Regions from separate parts of the Mus musculus genome. Here region 1 is linked to region 2. Evidence: chromatin loops called from intact Hi-C (ENCODE). Cell type or tissue: heart. All regions are shown on one strand. Each heading gives the region's core, and the rest is flanking DNA. Links, peaks and the distances in the headings are about the cores only.

Region 1 (2,912 bases), core at 129-2,628, 100 kb before region 2:
CAGAGCCAAAAAAGAGGTGGTGCATGCCTCGATCCTAGCACTGGGGAGGACGTTCCACTGCAGAAAACTGATTTTCACTTTCCAACAGGTTTCAATTGCAAATCGCTTCCTGGTTAGTGGTGGAACGCTGTGTCCGTTTCCCCTTGTTAGTGCTGATTTTGTGTGCTTTGAATCTGTGCAGGTCTTGTGTATGCTGCCACAGTCTGTGTATCCATGTGTGTCTCGTTCCTGCTGTGCTGGAAGACTCAGCTTGCTTGGGGTCAGCCACCATTGCTAGCTATAACCATTGTCTCCCCTCTCTTCTGCATAGCTGTGAGGGTTATTTTTAAATGTCAGCAACAACCTAGAATCACCTAGGAAGAAAGCCCGAGTGAAGGATTGACTACATCAGGCTAGCCTGTGGCCATGTCTGTGGTGGACTGTCTTGACTGTTAATTGATTTAAGAGGACCCAGCCCATTGTGGGCAGTGCCATTCCCTTGGCCTGGAGATCCTGAACTATGTAAGACAGGAGAAAGCCAGATGAGAGCAAACAGGAATCTGTTCAAATGATGTCCCTGTCTTGACGTCTGTCCAATGTTGGAATAGAACCTGGGAAGTAAACCAAAGTAGTGGTGGCACGCCTTTAATCCCAGCACTTTGGAGGCAGAGGCAAATGGATCTCTGTGAGTTCAGGGCCAGCCTGGTCTACATAAGTAAGGTTTTGGGACAGCCAGAGCTACACAGTGAGAAAAAACTTAAAAATAAGCCAATTCATAAAGCAAAATAACCCATTCCTCTCTTACATCGTTTATCAGGATATCTTATCACAGCAACAGAAATTAATCGACACCCCTTCCTTCACCACCACCCCCAGCAACCTCCAAACACCTGTTCCCACCGGTATTTGCTCAACTTGAGTATAAGTTTCTGCCCACAATGGTGGCCAGCTTCCTTTCTACAGACAAGTCTGAGTAACCAGCCCGTTTGTCCTTGTCTGGGTAGCCTCTATTGATGTCCAGATTCATCTCAACAGCAAAAGCCCGCAAATAGTCTCTGTTTTTCGGTATTGTCCCTGCTGATGTGGTTCGCATTACTTCCACTAGGAGTCACTACTCACTTTGAAGTGCAACCAAGCTTCCCCTAGGGTTCCAGACCTGCCTAGGAAGGAAAAACAAGAGATGCTAAGTCTGTCTAGACTTCTCTTTGCACAAGAGCCTATCATTTTAGTATCTCCTCCATAACACGTTTACATGAAATATATGAGGCAGGGCACATATGGTGCTCAGGAGAAGGAAGTGGAAGCTTGTTTTCTTATTTTATGCATATGGGTATTTTGCTTGCATGCATATCTGTTTATTGCATGCATGGCTGTTGAAAGTAAAAAGGGGGCATTGGGACCCCTGAGACTGTAGTTACAGATGGTTGTGAGCCATCATGTGGGTAGTGTGAATAGAACCAGGGTCCTCTGAAAGAGCGCCAGTGCTCTTAACTGCTCTCCATCCCTAATTTCTATACTTCTGACATTCTGAGCAGGATTCTCTGCTTTGCAGAGGGGGTGGTGCAGGAGGGGTGTCCTATAACTGGAAGATATTTAGCTGCATCTCTGTCCTCTTCACGCACAATGTCAGACACAACCCTGAGCCTACAGGTCCCTTTGGTCTGCGTTAGCAAAGTACCATAACTCACAGCCTATAAACTGCAAACCCTTATTTCTTACAGTCCAAAATGGTCAGTGAGAAGCTAAAATCTGTCTTTTCCCACCTCCTCTTTTCTCACGAGGTCAAGGTAATTATCTGGCAAAGAAAAGTTTGAGGTCAGCCCCCGATCCTGCCCCAAGTCCTATGTGATACACATGGCCTGCAATTTGCCGCTAAGAAAGTTGGAGTGTAGTGTAAAAATCTTGGTCATGGGCTGTGAGTGAGCAGAGCACTTGTTTGGGTGTGTGTGGGTGTAACTTCCAGAATTTCCAGTGTCACTTAAATATATGTGTATACTTAAATATTATATATATATATATATATATATATATATATATATATATATATATATAAAATCTCCAGCCATCCCCATACACCCATATGCACAGTGGTGAAAAAAAATGTCAGAACTCTGAAGAGAGATGGAGAAAGCCATTGTCAACCTTGCCCTTCGGTGTTGCCTTCATATGCCTCCCCAAGGAGGTCTGGCTCGGTGACCCTTTCTCTCTGCTCATCACTGGAGCTGTAGTCATTCTTTGCATCAGAGTTTCTCCCACTCCAGTTTCACCTTCTGATTTTGTTCAAGCCCTCTGCTAGCCCTCCCCAGATTCTAGACTTGTGTTAACACTGCAGGGACAATCCCGTTTCCCTCTGTCTGGGAAGTATGGGTGCACCTATCTCCAAGATCCCTCCAGCTCAAATGCGCTACAGGCAGTAGTAGTTCCGCTGCCTGGGAGACCTGTGATTTACCTGTTCTGAAAGCCTGACCAGGCTGAACTTGGTGACTCATGGCCACATCCCAGGACTCAAGAGGCTGAACAAGAGGATTGCTGTGAGTTTCAGGCCATCCTGGGCTACAGAGTGATTCCTGCTCTCAAAAACAAAGCAAAGGCTGGATAAATGGCTCCATACTTAAGAGCACTTGGTGCTCTTTCAGAGGACCAGAGTCTGGTTCCTAGTATCTGCGTCTGATGGATTCTAATTGCCTGTAACTCCAACACCACCTTTCAACCTTCATGGGTACCTGCAGGCCTGTGCACACACCCACAAATAAACAATATTAAAACAAAACAAGGGCTGGTGAGATGGCTCAGCAGGTAAGAGCACTGACTGCTCTTCCAAAGGTCATGAGTTCAAATCCCAGGAACCATATGGTGGCTCACAACCATCTGTAACGAGATCTGACACCCTTTTCCGGAGTGTCTGAAGTCAGCTACAGTGTACTTACATATTA
Region 2 (2,912 bases), core at 231-2,730:
GTGTGAACGGACTTTACGGCTTCCCACAGACAGCTATTATACAAGGTGGGGCAATTATAAGGACAGTAAAATCCCTTATAAACCCCAGGCTTGAAAGCGTATTTATAGGCACAGCTGCGCCTCAGAAGCAAGGTTTCCCGAGCTATCGAGGAAGAAGGTCAGTGCAGAAGCACAAAGGCAGGCATCTAACATATCCTGGGTATTTCTCCTCACCAGGTCTGTTTGAAGTCCGAGCCCAGGAGTACCTGGAAACCCTGCCCAGCGGAGAGCACAGCGGAGTCAATAAATTCCTCAAGGGACTGGGTAAGGCTGGGTCCCTGTCGCCAGCCTCAGCTCTAAACCATCTTTCCTGGAGTCTTCACTACTTCCATCCACAAGAGCCAGGAACGGTACAGGGTGGACTGTCTACCTCTCTTAGTCTGTCCCTGGGAACTAGGGTGGCCTCACTGACATCCTTGCCACCATCTTCTGAACCCCCGAGTCTTGTGGCAACCAACAGAGGCAGCATGCCCTGGGCGAGGCAGGGAGTACCTTAACACAGGTAGGATTCCTCCCAACCTCCGAATGCCCCTGAGCAAAAAAGAATCATCAAGAGGACTGCTGGTGGTGGCGGCGCACACCTTTAATCCCAGCACTCGGGAGGCAGAGGCAGGTGGATGTCTGAGTTCGAGGCCAGCCTGGTCTACAGAGTGAGTTCCAGGACAGTCAGGGCTACACAGAGAAACCCTGTCTCAAAAAACCAAAAGAAAAAAAAAAAAAAGAAGAATCATCAGGACTACAGTTTAATCAGCAAAAAGGTCCTTAAGGGTGCACACTGTGCTCCAGAGTAAACCCTGGAGGTGGAGGAGGAAGATCAGGAGCTGTGTGACCAGCCAGCAAGACATCACAGCATGTGGCACACAAGCCTAAGTCCAGTCCCCAGAACCCACATAAACGCGGGAGGAGGGAACTGAGTCCACAAAGATGTCCTTTGACTCCACAGCCTGCTGAGAGACACACACTTTCCTGTGCACCCCCTCCCTCCCCTCCCCCCCTGATAAAATGTTCTCACTTTCTTTTTTAGGCAATAAAATGAAGTTTCTCCACAAGAAATAACCCTCATCTTGGCCCAAGGGAAAACCTCCTCCCTACGCCCCAGTCCTCCCAGGATGGACCCCTTAGCTGGGCAGGTGGCACGCGCTCACAACAGCTCCGGAAGGGACCAGCCAGCATGCAGAATGTTGTTACTGTGGTTAGTTGCTTCTGGGACCTTTAAATCTTAGATATTAAAAGAGAAGAAGAAGGAAAGTGTTTGGCTCTTCCTTCATTCAGCTCTCCTGCCCCATCTCATCGCCTCTGGGCCAGCTCATTGACTCTGTGGAGCCAGGAGTTAGGAAGCGCGGCAGCCACAGAAACACTTCTGCCCACGCCACTGCTTCTTCCGCACTGGTCTATGACGCCACCTGGTGGCAGAGACTGGACTTTACTGTTCTTGACTACATTTTCTTTTTTTTTCTCCTAGAAGCCGTATAGCTCCATTCATGCCCCAAAAGTCTGTGGCTTTTAGAGGGACACATTTAAAAAAACAGGAAATCTTGTTAACTGGTAATAAAATGTTCTAAGGGTCCTGAAGTTTCTATTTCCTGTGGCCCAACCATGACACTTAGGCCACTGCTGTGAGCCTGTTCCTCTTGACCAACAAAGCTAGGAGAGGTTTCTGTAGTTGCTTCTCTTTTATGAGAGAGAGGACCCGAATCAGCTGACCTGTGGGGACAGTAAGAGTCTGCAGGAGCCCTGTGTGCAGCAAAGGAAGGTTCTCGGGCTGGCCTCGGGGCTGCCACCCCGATACTGTGAATGCCACCAAAAACTGACTACATCTGGATCGCCTCTGACCTGGGCAGGATTAATAGGAGTGCGTGGCTGGGATGTTGGAGGTAGCCAGAGAAAGCAGGTGAGCACAGCACGGGGGCTCAGGGACCGATTCCACAAGCTCCTAGGCTTAGGTAACTTTCTGATAGCAATATTCTGTGTATTTTTATATTGCCCCCAAGTGATCACAGTTAGTATTTTGGAATATACGTTCTTTTCTAACTTATTTTATATTATACTGTTTTACTTAAGAACTTCAGGTGAATAAATAAATAAGTATATCTTTATCAACATTCCTAGTGAGTGTATAATATTCTATTTTATTGATGTTTTTGTATTTGACTTAAACAAAACCTAAAATAAAATTGGGGGAATGTGCTAGGCGGTGGTGGCGCACACACACCTTTAATCCCAACACTTGGGAGGCAGAAGCAGGTGGATTTCTGAGTTTGAGGCCAGCCTGGTCTACAAAGTGAGTTCCAGGGCAGCCAGGGATACACAGAAAAAACCCTGTCTCAAAAAATCAAACAAACAAACAAATATTGGGGGAATGTACTAGGCTATTTGTATGAAGAGGCTTTTTTCTTTTCCTTTTTCATTTTTTGAGACAGAGTTTCTCTGTATAGCCCTAGCTGTCCTGGAACTCACTTTGTAGACCAGGCTGGCCTTGAACTCAGAAATCCACCTGCCTCTGCCTCCCGAGTGCTGGGATTAAAGGCGTGCACCACCATACCCGGCTCTTTCCTTTTTTTTTTGTTTTGTTTTGTTTTTTTCAAGACAGGGTTTCTCTGTATAGTGCTGGCTATCCTGGAACTCAGTCAGTAGACCAGGCTGGCCTCGAACTCAGAATTTTGCCTGCCTCACAAGTGTTGGGATTAAAGGTGTGCACCCCCTGCCACACTGAAGAGGCTTTTTTTCAGTGGTCTTTATATTAAAAGGGGGAGACACACTGCATGTGTAAAGAAGGCTCAGGCTGGTGAGATGGTGCCACCGCTGGTGAACGCTGCATAGGAGACACATGAAGGTGGAAAGGCGCCAACTCCACCAAGCTGTCTGTGAAATGC

Evidence for each region. Hi-C counts contacts between places; a loop is a spot of excess contacts. Peaks named below come from ENCODE experiments on the same cell type or tissue, not always from the same donor. Only the 100,000 strongest peaks of a DNase experiment are listed, where the experiment ranks them.
Region 1: a loop joins it to region 2, with 5 times the contacts of the local background. A loop is called at or near these places in 39 of 42 quality-filtered maps.

What each region holds. Positions count from the first base shown.
Region 1 is chr6:39,565,917-39,568,828 of GRCm38, reverse strand. No RefSeq gene overlaps it. Among named protein-coding and RNA genes, the nearest start is that of Adck2, 6.5 kb to the left of the region's middle. In heart, for the core only: a CTCF peak has its summit at 1,081; no DNase peak of the experiment used is centred there.
Region 2 is chr6:39,461,603-39,464,514 of GRCm38, reverse strand. Dennd2a (DENN/MADD domain containing 2A) reads left to right here. Exons shown (of 19, transcript NM_172477.4): 18 at 217-303; 19 at 1,064-2,137. The coding sequence ends at 1,095. Among named protein-coding and RNA genes, the nearest start is that of Gm52860, 7.4 kb to the left of the region's middle. In heart, for the core only: a CTCF peak has its summit at 1,442 (motif pointing left); a DNase peak (open chromatin) is centred at 1,404.